2 separate regions of the Homo sapiens genome follow, and region 2 is linked to region 1. Evidence: chromatin loops called from intact Hi-C (ENCODE). Cell type or tissue: ovary. All regions are shown on one strand. Each heading gives the region's core, and the rest is flanking DNA. Links, peaks and the distances in the headings are about the cores only. Region 1 overlaps MIER2 (MIER family member 2). Region 2 overlaps SPMAP2 (sperm microtubule associated protein 2).

Region 1 (5,364 bases), core at 83-5,082:
ACATGTTGGCTCTTCCATGGGCTCAGCGCAGGAGCCGACAGCAAGAACTGTCTATACCATCCAGCGAGTGGCATCAGGGGCCGTCCACACCACCCTCCTGGGCGATGTCAGAGCCACCTACACCTCTATCCAGGGAGTGACATCAGGGGCCGTCCACACCACCCTCCTGGGCGATGTCAGGGCCACCTACACCTCTATCCAGGGAGTGACATCAGGGGCCGTCCACACCACCCTCCTGGGCGATGTCAGGGCCACCTACACCTCTATCCAGGGAGTGACATCAGGGGCCGTCCACACCACCCTCCTGGGCGATGTCAGAGCCACCTACACCTCTATCCAGGGACTGGCATCAGGGGCCGTCCACACCACCCTCCTGGGCGATGTCAGGGCCACCTACACCTCTATCCAGGGAGTGACATCAGGGGCCGTCCACACCACCCTCCTGGGCGATGTCAGGGCCACCTACACCTCTATCCAGGGAGTGACATCAGGGGCCGTCCACACCACCCTCCTGGGCGATGTCAGGGCCACCTACACCTCTATCCAGGGAGTGACATCAGGGGCCGTCCACACCACCCTCCTGGGCAATGTCAGGGCCACCTACACCTCTATCCAGGGAGTGACATCAGGGGCCGTCCACACCACCCTCCTGGGCGATGTCAGGGCCACCTACACCTCTATCCAGGGAGTGACATCAGGGGCCGTCCACACCACCCTCCTGGGCGATGTCAGGGCCACCTACACCTCTATCCAGGGAGTGACATCAGGGGCCGTCCACACCACCCTCCTGGGCGATGTCAGGGCCACCTACACCTCTATCCAGGGACTGGCATCAGGGGCCGTCCACACCACCCTCCTGGGCGATGTCAGAGCCACCTACACCTCTATCCAGGGACTGGCATCAGGGGCCGTCCACACCATCCTCCTGGGCGATGTCAGGGCCACCTACACCTCTATCCAGGGAGTGACATCAGGGGTGTCTACATCCCCTTGCAGGATACCCGGAGGCGTCTACACCTCCTCCCTGATACGTGGTTTTAATTGGCCCCCCTTCTGACCTGAGTAGCTGTTCCAGTGCCCTGGCCCCCACACACCTGACCCCTGCCCTCCCCTCTGCCCTCCCTGGCCCCTGGAGGCACTGGGGTGTGAGCTCTGGCCCACGCCACGGCAGCCCTCAGCCCCTCTGTCCCCGGCATGGCAGCCCCCACCTGCTCACTGTCTTTCACGGCTTCTCCCTCTGGGAGCTGAGGCCCGGCCATCTCGTGCCAACGCCGCTTCACCGCCCTGTACAGGAACTCCTCCACCTCCCTCTCAGGGAGGACGCTGGGGTCCCAGAGCAGCTGGTCTTCGTTCTCGTAGACTGCACAAGCAGAGGGCAAAGGTCAGCTTGCAGGAACCCAATCTGCACCCACACACGCCAGGACAAGCAAAGCAGCCAACTCAGCCCCTGACAGGGAGGAGGCACTGTCCGTCCTCCCTTTCCCAAGCCCTGGGCCGCCATCCCTGTGCTCCTCCTGGGCTTGGTGCTGCTGTGCTCAATTCAACTACCGAGTGGGTCCAGAGCAGGCTCTGGGCACCACACACAGGCCTGTATCCCAACGACCAAGTGCAGGGAGCCATGAGCAGTCAGCAGGGGCGCCTGATCCAGCCAAGGGGTCAGAGGAAGCTGTGGACAGCCTAGATCTGGGGCAGGGGAATTCTAAGCAAGGACTCTGCAGAGGGGGTTCTAAGTAGTGAGACCAGTGAGGTGAGGCTGGCTTCAGGCTGCACAGCTACAAGGGCACCTGAAATGCAGAGGCCTGAGGGAGCAGCAAGGACGCCCCCGACTCTGCATAAAGGCAGCTGAGACTTGGGCCCGTGGACAAGCGGGAGCCCCCACAGTTAGGCACTGTCGCGCTCTAACCCTGGGAGCTGAAGAGCCACGGCCAGAAGGTGCATCACCTCTGGGGAGACATCCTGCCCCCGGTAGCTGGTGTGGATGGCAGATGTGCTCACAGAGGGGAGGAAAAGTCCACGACCTCAGATGCAATTGGCTTTCGGCAAAGGGAGGGACGCAGCCTCCAGCTGTGGTGAGGGACGTGACTGGGGACAAGGCAGGGGAGAGCTCAGGGCCAGGTCTGGCAAGGCTCAAGTGCCAGCACCTCTCAATTATCCAGGAAAGAGGCACAGGATCCCAAACAAAGCAAACCAACAAATAAAAAACAAAATCAGTGCACGGGAAGAAATGTGAAAAACGCACTGGGGAAAACAGCTCCACACGGGAGTCTCCACTGCCGGGGGCTGACGCGGTAACTAGCTCCCAGGTTGGTGCTGTGCCCCACCAAGCAGGGGCCTCTCCCGGTCCTCATGGCCATGAGGAAAACAGGCAGACACCACAGCCACCTTTCTCCATCTCCACAGGCGACACCTGAGCCCTGCTTGGACAGAGGTGGTCTCCAAGAAAACAGCAGACCATCTCTGGAGAAAAAGAACACCACATACAGCCTAGCATGTGAAGGGTGGGAAAACACGAGGGAAAAACATTAACCGGATGTGAGGGCTCATGTCTGTAATCCCAGCACTCTGGGAGGCTGAGGTGGGAGGATCGGTTGAGGCCAGAGTTTGAGACTCGCACACTCCATCTCTACAAAAAATTTCAAATGTAGTACAGGCACGTCTGTAGTCCCAGCTACGGTGGGATTGAGGCTAAGGTGGGACTGAGCCCAGGAGGTCGAGGTTGCAATGAGCCATGATTGCACCACTGCACTCCAGCCTGGGAAACAGAGCAAGACCCTGTCTCAGAATAAAACAAGAAAACAAGGCCAGGCGTGGTGGCTCACGCCTGTCATCCCAGCACTTTGGGAGGCTGAGGCGGGCGGGTCACCTGAGGTCAGGAGTTCGAGACCAGCCTGGCAAACATGGCGAAACCCCAGCTCTACTAAAAATACAAAAATTAGCCGGGCGTGGTCATGGGCGCCTGTAATCTCCGCTACTCGGGAGGCTGAGGGAGGAGAATCACTTGAACCCGGGAGGCAGAGGTTGCAGTGAGCCAAGATCGCGCCACTGCACTCCAGCCTGGGCGAGAAGAGCGAGACTCCGTCTCAAACAAACAAACAAAACAAGAACACATCAGACAACAAAGCAGGTCTACACACAGCCGATGTTAAGAGTCAGCACACGAAGACTTCAATCTAACGAGGATTAATACGTTAAGGAAATGGACAAAACGCCGGAGAGTCTCAGCAGAGACTTGAAATTTATAGAAAAGAATCTCAAGGACCTTCCAGGACTGGATAATACAATACCCGAATGGACCCACTGAACAGCTTTTTTACCAGCAGCCTGAACACAGCACAAAACACAATTAGTGGAATCAAAAGGAAACCAATGTTTACAAGACCAAAACCAAAGTGTAAAAGGAAAGAACACCGTTTAGGGTAGTACAAGACAGTGAGGCAACCTCTAAGATACGTGTAAATGAGTGACAGAGAAAGCAAAGAAGGAGGCAGCACAAAATCTGAAGAGGTAACAGCCAAGAATTCTTCAAAACTGACGACTGATACCAACCCACAGAGCCAGGAAACTCAGGACGAATACAAGGACACACGAAGACGTGTGCACAGGCACAGGAGAGCCAAACTGGTGAAAAACAAACAAATAAAGGAAAGGAAACAACTCTTAGGAGAGAAAAGGGCACAATGACTTCAGAAGAAAGAGTAAGACCGTCCTCTGACTTCTCAACAGAAACGATGACAGCCAAAACGCAATGGAGTGAAATTTTTCAAGTGTTGAAAGAAAACACCCTGCAAACCTGGAAAAACATGCCATGAAAATATGCTTTAAAGAATGAAAGCAAAAATCCAGGCTTTTCAGACAAAAAAATGCTGAAAGAAAGCACAAGGCCTATTACAAAGGAAGTTCTTCCGGCTGAAGGAAATGATTCCAAATGGAAGCTGGAGGAAATATGTGGATAGGATAAATACAAAGAATGTTCACTGTTTAAAACAACAATGTTATCATCTTGTGATATGTAGATTTTTTTTTTTTGGAGATGGAGTCTTGCTCTGTCCCCCAGGCTGGAGTGCAGTGGTGCGATCTTGGCTCACTGCAACCTCCATCTCCGGGGTTCAAGCGATTCTCCTGCCTCAGCCTCCCGAGTAGCTGGGACTACAGGTGCCCACCACGCCTGGCTAATTTTTGTATTTTTAGTAGACACAGGGTTTCACCATGTTGGCCAGGCTGGTCTCAAATTCCTGACCTCAGGCAATCTGCCTGCCTCGGCCTCCCAAAGTGCTCGGATTATAGGCATGAGCCACCACAGCCGGCTCATATGTAAAATTAACGATAGCACAAAAGGCAGGGGGCAGGTAAATTGAGTTAAACTGTTTCTTGCATTGTAGGGGAACTAGAATGTACTTATTTCAAGCTGTGAGGCCCGGTGTGGTGGCTCACTCCTGTAATGTCAGCACTTTGGGAGGCTGAGGTCACTGGAGGTCAGGAGTTCAAGACCAGCATAGCCAACACAGTGACACCTCATCCCTACTAAAAATACAAAAATTAGCTGGGGATGGTGGCGTGTGCCTGTAGTCCCACCTACTTGGGAGGCTGAGGCAGGAGAATCGCTTGAGCCCAGGAGGCGGAGGTTGCAATGAGCCGAGATCACACCACTGTACTCCAGCCTGGGCGACAGAACAAGACTCTATCTCAAAAAAAATGTAGACTGTGATAAGTCAATAATTCATGTTGTAACCTCTAAAGCGCTAAAACTAAAACTTATAAGCTGAAACAGAAGGACAAAATAAACCTATTAATCCAAAAGAAGATATAAAAAAATTAAAAAACAAACAACAGGCCAGGTCCAGTGGCTCACGCCTGTAATCCCAGCACTTTGGGAGGCCGACGTGGGCGGATCACGAGGTCAGGAGATCGAGACCATCCTGGCCAACATGGAGACAACCCATCTCTACTAAAAATACAAAATTAGGCCGGGCGCGGTGGCGGGCACCTGTAATCCCAGCACTTTGGGAGGCTGAGGCGGGCGGATCACGAGGTCAGGAGATCGAGACCACCCGGGCTAACACGGTGAAACCTCGTCTCTACTAAAAATACAAAACATTAGCCGGGAGTCATGGCGGGTGCCTGTAGTCCCAGCTACTCAGGAGGCTGAAGCAGGAGAATGGCGTGAACCCGGGAGGCGGAGCTTGCAGTGAGCTGAGATCGCGCCACTGCACTCCAACCTGGGTGACAAAGCGAGACTCTGTCTCAGAAAAAATAAATAAATAAATAAATAAATAAATAAATAAAATAAAAATACAAAATTAGCCAGGCATGGTGGCGGATGCGTGTAATCCCAGCTACTTGGGAGGCTAAGGTAGGAGAATCACT
Region 2 (5,364 bases), core at 94-5,093, 58 kb after region 1:
GCTCCCACTTCCCACCCAAAGAATGCAAGATGGCCAGGATACGGCGCACCTGGGCTCCCACTCCCGGCCCAGACAATGCAAGATGGTGGCCAGGATGGGGAGCGCCTGAGCGCAATCCCCACACAGAGAATGCAAGACGGCGGCCAGGATGGGGAGAGCCTGAGCTCAATCCCGGCCCAGAGAATGCAAGACGGCGCCGTCACTTTGGACAACCATTGGTCAGTTTTTTAAAAGTTACATATACCCAGTAACTGAGAAATTCCAATTCTGGGTATTACCCTGGAGATATGGAAACTTACGCCTCCACAAAAAGCTGTATACAGATATTCACAGTTTTGTTTTTTTTTTTTGAGGCGGAGTCTCGCTCTGTCGCCCAGGCTGGAGGGCAGTGGCGCGATCTCGGCTCACTGCAAGCTCCGCCTCCCGGGTTCAAGCGATTCTCCTGCCTCAGCCTCCGGAGTAGTTGGGACTACAGGCGCCCGCCACCACCCCCGGCTAATTTTTTTTTTTTTTTGTATTTTTAGTAGAGACAGGGTTTCACCATGTTAGCCAGGATGGTCTCGATCTGCTGACCTCGTGATCCACCCGCCTCAGCCTTCCAAAGTGCTGGGATGACAGGCGTGAGCCACCGCGCCCGGCGTATTCACATCAGTTTTATCGTAACAGTCCTAAACTGGAAGCCACCCAAATACCCTTCAGTGGGTGCCTGGATCGGCAAATTCTGGAATTGAACCGGCGACGACAAGGAATAAACTACCGACGCACGCGAGAGTCTCAGATGCAGGGCGGGGGGCGGCAGAAGCCGGGTCAAGCCCGCAGGCTGCGGGGTTCAGACTTTCGGAAAAGCAAAAGGTACAGGGCGTAGAGCGAGGTCAGTGGTTGCCGGTGGCCAGGAGTCCGGCCTGAGCTGGGGCGAGAGATGAGCGCTTTCTGAACACCTGAGATAAGACTGTTCTAATTCCTGAGTGTGAGCTGGAAGCTTTGGGATCCACCCGGACTGAAGCGCAGGGAAGGATGACCCCTGGGCGGCTCTGAAGACAGTGAGAGATCAAAAGAAAGCTGCTCCCAGACAAAGGCAGCCGCCCTGTGCAGCTTCTCCTCCTCCCCTGACTCCCAAACGCAAAGCCTCTTTCACTCTCTGCCGGGTCCCAGCCCGCCTGGCGGGGGTGAGTCGCGGGGGGCACGGGGCACCCACCTCAGACATGGGCATGCTCCAGAAGTTATCACGAATCTTCGGGGCGGCCAGTTCCTTCAGGCGACTCGACGCTCTGTATTCCAGGGAGGACCGAGGAATGGGCCAGACAGGAGTCGTCCTGGGGGAGGTCCCCATTTTAGACCAGCAGCTCGGCCGGGGGTGGGGGTGTGTGTGTGTGTGTGTGTGTGTGTGTGTGTGTGTATGTGTCTGTCTGTCTTTCCCAGCTCCTCCATATGTGTCTGTCTGTCTTTCCCAGCTCCTCCTCTGTTTCTGGGGTTAAGAGAGCCTGGGAGAGTGGTGAGTTTTGAAAGCGTCTCCAAACAGGGATTCGTAAAGAATTTCTAAGAGTTCTCAAGTACAGAGCTACCATCTCCCAGGGTTGTCTCTGCTCAATGTGCAACGTCCACCCTCAGGTCCAGGCCTTCTCCATTCCCTTCTGGGACGGCAGCTCCTCCCAGGCCTTCTCTACACACCCCCATCATCAAGAGCCTGGCGTGAGCACTTGGACCCAAGGGATGAAAGTGTCTGTCCTGAGGTTGCAAAGCTGGGGAAAGCGAAGGACAGCTGAGCTCCCGGGGCTGTGCCTTCTGAAATCAGGTCTCAGCTATGCCTCTGCTCGGAAATAAAGCCGCATTTCATTGATTCTAAGGCAAGGTCTCCACATTGAACAGGTCTGAGGTTAGGATGCAGCTTACGAGTGCTGCCAGCCAGATGGCGGAAGTGTCCTGGCTACATCTGGCTGCATCTGTGTGTGCTGTTCACGTGATCTGCACTGCTGCTTCTACAGGAGTTAAGTTTAATTACAGTTTAAATTGTCTTCAGGTCACAGTATGATTTGGCGTTAAAAAGTGCACAGAGGCGTGAGGACAGTGTGTGCGACACCCACATCAACGTCTGTGTCAGAAGTGGTTCAAAACAGTTGGACACACTTCCGCTGTCTACTTCAGCTGTGCTTTCCTTCATACGCTGCATAAAAGATGGGTAATTATATGTTGTGTCTAAATAACTAAAGATCACTTTTAACAAGCACAGGGGCTGTAAGTGGTAAGAAAGAATTTTGTACATAAAATACTAATGTGTCTTAGAATTTCCACCTTTTTTGAGTAAACAAAATACAGTCACAATGGTGATAACATCTGAGCACGCACTGTGTCAGGCGCTGTGCAAATCCCCGTTCACGGGTGCCCTCCACCACCATTCCACAGCTGGCAATGCAGTTGCACGGGGCCAAGCAGCCTGCTGGGGATGTGGACTGGGAAGCAGCCTGCTGGGGATGTGGGCTGGGAAGCAGGCCAGCCCCGTCTGAACACCAGCTGTCTAGGGCTAGGACCTGGACCCTTTCCCACACAGCATCCTGTCAGGCGAGAATAAGGCATTTCTGCCAAACTCTGCCTTCTGAGTAGCCACCCAGCCCTCCTTCCCCCACCTGTTGTTGTTGTAATATTCCAGGTAGAATCTCTTGGGCCGAGACAGTTCCTCCACGCGGCGGGACACCGCTATGCAAAATGGGAAACGGAGTCAGTGAACCCCAGTGTCAACACCCTGCAGTTCCCAGGGGCTTCTGCATGCGGAATTCAGCTTTTCATGAGCTTGGGCAGGAGGCTGAATTGGAAGAACTGTGGGCAGAGACAACTGGGGGCCAGACACCCTGCAGAGAGAAGATTTGCTGTCCCTGATTTAGGGACAATGGGCTCAGAGGCTTGAAGGTCCTTTCTCGGACACCGGATGGGAGTGGCAGGGCTGGAACAGCAGCCCAGCACCGTGGCTCCTCAACGGGGCTCAATACAGATCCAGGGACCCACAGGCTGGGAAAATGGGTTTTGTTCTGAAGTTAGTACAAGCCTGGGGTTTCCAGGGGCCTAGTGATGACTGTAGGTCTAAAGTCAAGAACAGCACAGGAGAGAACTGGACTGTTATTCTCCTCTATGGGGAACTCTCGAAGTGTCTCATTTGAAGGTATCTATGATACCTCAATACCAAATTCCTCTCAAGAAAAGCATGGAAATCATTGTGGAAGGGAAAGCAAAGGGTCTTTTTGTAAATTCTTGCCCCGATTTGGCCCTATCCTAGAGAGTGTTCCCCATGCCCCTCACCCCCAGGACCAGTCTCAGCTCTAGCTCCTCAGGGGACAGACTCCAGTGGGGAGGACAGAGGCTCCGAGGAGATGGGGCAAGGGAGGCCAGAAGTATCTAGATGGGGCGGGGCAGGTTCCCTGGAGGCCGGCAGCCGGGGGCAGGGGTCTCAGCAGGCACGGGCTCCACCTACCGGGCACTGTGATGGTGAGGGTGGTGTCCTCAAGGAACCGCTCGGTCCAGTACACAGAGGGCCTGGAATAAGCGGACGGCTCAGGGCAAGGGAGGCAGAGAGCCCTGGCCCTGCCCGGAAACAAGCCTGGGTCTCTGCCAGGAGGGTGGCCGAGGTGGGGTGTGGAGTTGCTGGGAGAGGGGGTAGGCCAGAGAAGGACAGTGGGGGGGCCGGCGGGACGCGTGGATTATTGTGAGCAAGGCTGATGTCCAGAGAAGGAGGTAGCTGGGGGAGAAGCATAGCTAAGAAGAGGGCCCAGGGCCACCTCCTGGGAGCAGACCCAGGTCACAAGGGTGGAGAGCCCCACATCTGAGGAGCCCTCCCTGATCCTCCTCCCTGGAGAGAGGAGGGTGGCTGGAGTGAAGGGGTCCCCTGGAACCTGACACGTGTCCCCCAGCATAGGCACACGGCGGAGACAGCCCTGGACTTACCAGCAGAGACAGAAGTGCAAGCTCATCTTACATGGGGAGATCCAGGCATACCCCTTACCACAGCGTCCCTTCCTGCGAGGAGACAGGGTCCGAGCCCCACTGCCTCTTGCCCTGGGTCTCCCGTTTGCTCCCAAACTCCTCACTCTCCTTTGGCCACCGCCCAGAGGGCCACCGTTCCCTAGCCACTCCCAGTGTCTGGCCACCTCCTTAACTGGCCAACCCCACCTACCCTAAGTTTGCTGGATGTGGTGGCAGCTGGGGGAGGGGAGCCGAGCAGTGGGGACAGGAGGAGCCCGGGAAGGGTGCAGAGAAAGCCGCCCACGCTGCCCCTACGAGGCCGTGGTCTGGCGTGTCCTCACCTGTCTTTCAGGACTTGCCAGTTTATCTTGGGCTCTGCCAGCTCCATGAGCCTCCTCCGCCTCCTCCTCTTCCTTGCTTTGGTCATGGTGGTGCTGGGGAGCTTCTGGCTGATGGACAGCCGGCTTTGGGAGAATTCCACGTTGAAGTTGGAGCTGCTTTCCCGCCCCGATGCGTTTGGGAGCCCAGAGAAGCGTGGGTCTTGCTCAAGCGCCTTTTGTCTGCACTCACCCTGCCCACCCGCCTCTCCTTTCCCTCGAGGGGTCTCTGAGGGAGGACTTTGGCACCACGAAGGCCTGGACCAACCGCAGCTCCACTGCTCGCTGGATGGAAGACCCGTCCAGGTCACCTGTCTCCCCTGGTCCTCAGCTTCCTCCTCTGTGAATTGGAGGTGAGACCAGCTCCCACCTGGCGGGGCTGTTTTGGTGAGTACTAAGGTAGTGTTTACTCATCTCACAGACATCTGTCAAGTGCTTACTGTATGCCAGGCCCCAGAGGGGCAACCACCCTCTAAAGAGAGCGGCTCCTGCCTCCCAGAAAGCTCACAGACTGTGGGAGGGAAACAGGCAGCAGGTGAAGATGCCAAATGCCAGGATATCTGCCCTGTCCTTGCTTGATGCAGCTGCTGGCTCCCACGTTCTCCCCAGAATCCCCTCACACTCCTGCTGTTTTCTCTGCAGGTTGGCAGAGCCCCATGAGGGCAGGGCAGCCACTTTGTTCTTGGGCGGCAAACCTCCCTGGGCGGCACGGAAACCACGGTGAGAAGGGGGCAGGTCGGGCACGTGCAGGGACCACGCTGCAGGGAGGACGGGAGCCGAGTCCCAGAGGTATGTAGAGTGCGCGCCTTGCTGGGGACACTCCAGCAACTGCCCAAAATCAGCGCCCCCAGTGCTGATTGGCCGAAGCGTCAGTTCACCCAGAACGTGTTCCTCCCGACCATTTAAAACCTTTTAGCCACGTGTGGTGCTTAGAATGGTTTCAACTTTTGAGTTGGGAGGCTTTTTTTTTCCCATTTCTTATTCTCTCTGTCTGACTTGAGGCCATCACTCGCTAAACTCTGAACTCTGGGCACCTGAA

Evidence for each region. Hi-C counts contacts between places; a loop is a spot of excess contacts. Peaks named below come from ENCODE experiments on the same cell type or tissue, not always from the same donor. Only the 100,000 strongest peaks of a DNase experiment are listed, where the experiment ranks them.
Region 2: a loop joins it to region 1, with 2.0 times the contacts of the local background. A loop is called at or near these places in 1 of 110 quality-filtered maps.

What each region holds. Positions count from the first base shown.
Region 1 is chr19:312,284-317,647 of GRCh38, forward strand. MIER2 (MIER family member 2) reads right to left here. Exons shown (of 14, transcript NM_017550.3): 8 at 1,209-1,360. Among named protein-coding and RNA genes, the nearest start is that of PLPP2, 24 kb to the left of the region's middle. In ovary, for the core only: no CTCF peak of the experiment used is centred there; no DNase peak of the experiment used is centred there.
Region 2 is chr19:370,010-375,373 of GRCh38, forward strand. SPMAP2 (sperm microtubule associated protein 2) reads right to left here. Exons shown (of 8, transcript NM_016585.5): 2 at 4,290-4,412; 3 at 3,931-4,002; 4 at 3,461-3,522; 5 at 2,622-2,691; 6 at 1,196-1,313. Among named protein-coding and RNA genes, the nearest start is that of SPMAP2, 3.3 kb to the right of the region's middle. In ovary, for the core only: no CTCF peak of the experiment used is centred there; a DNase peak (open chromatin) is centred at 2,521.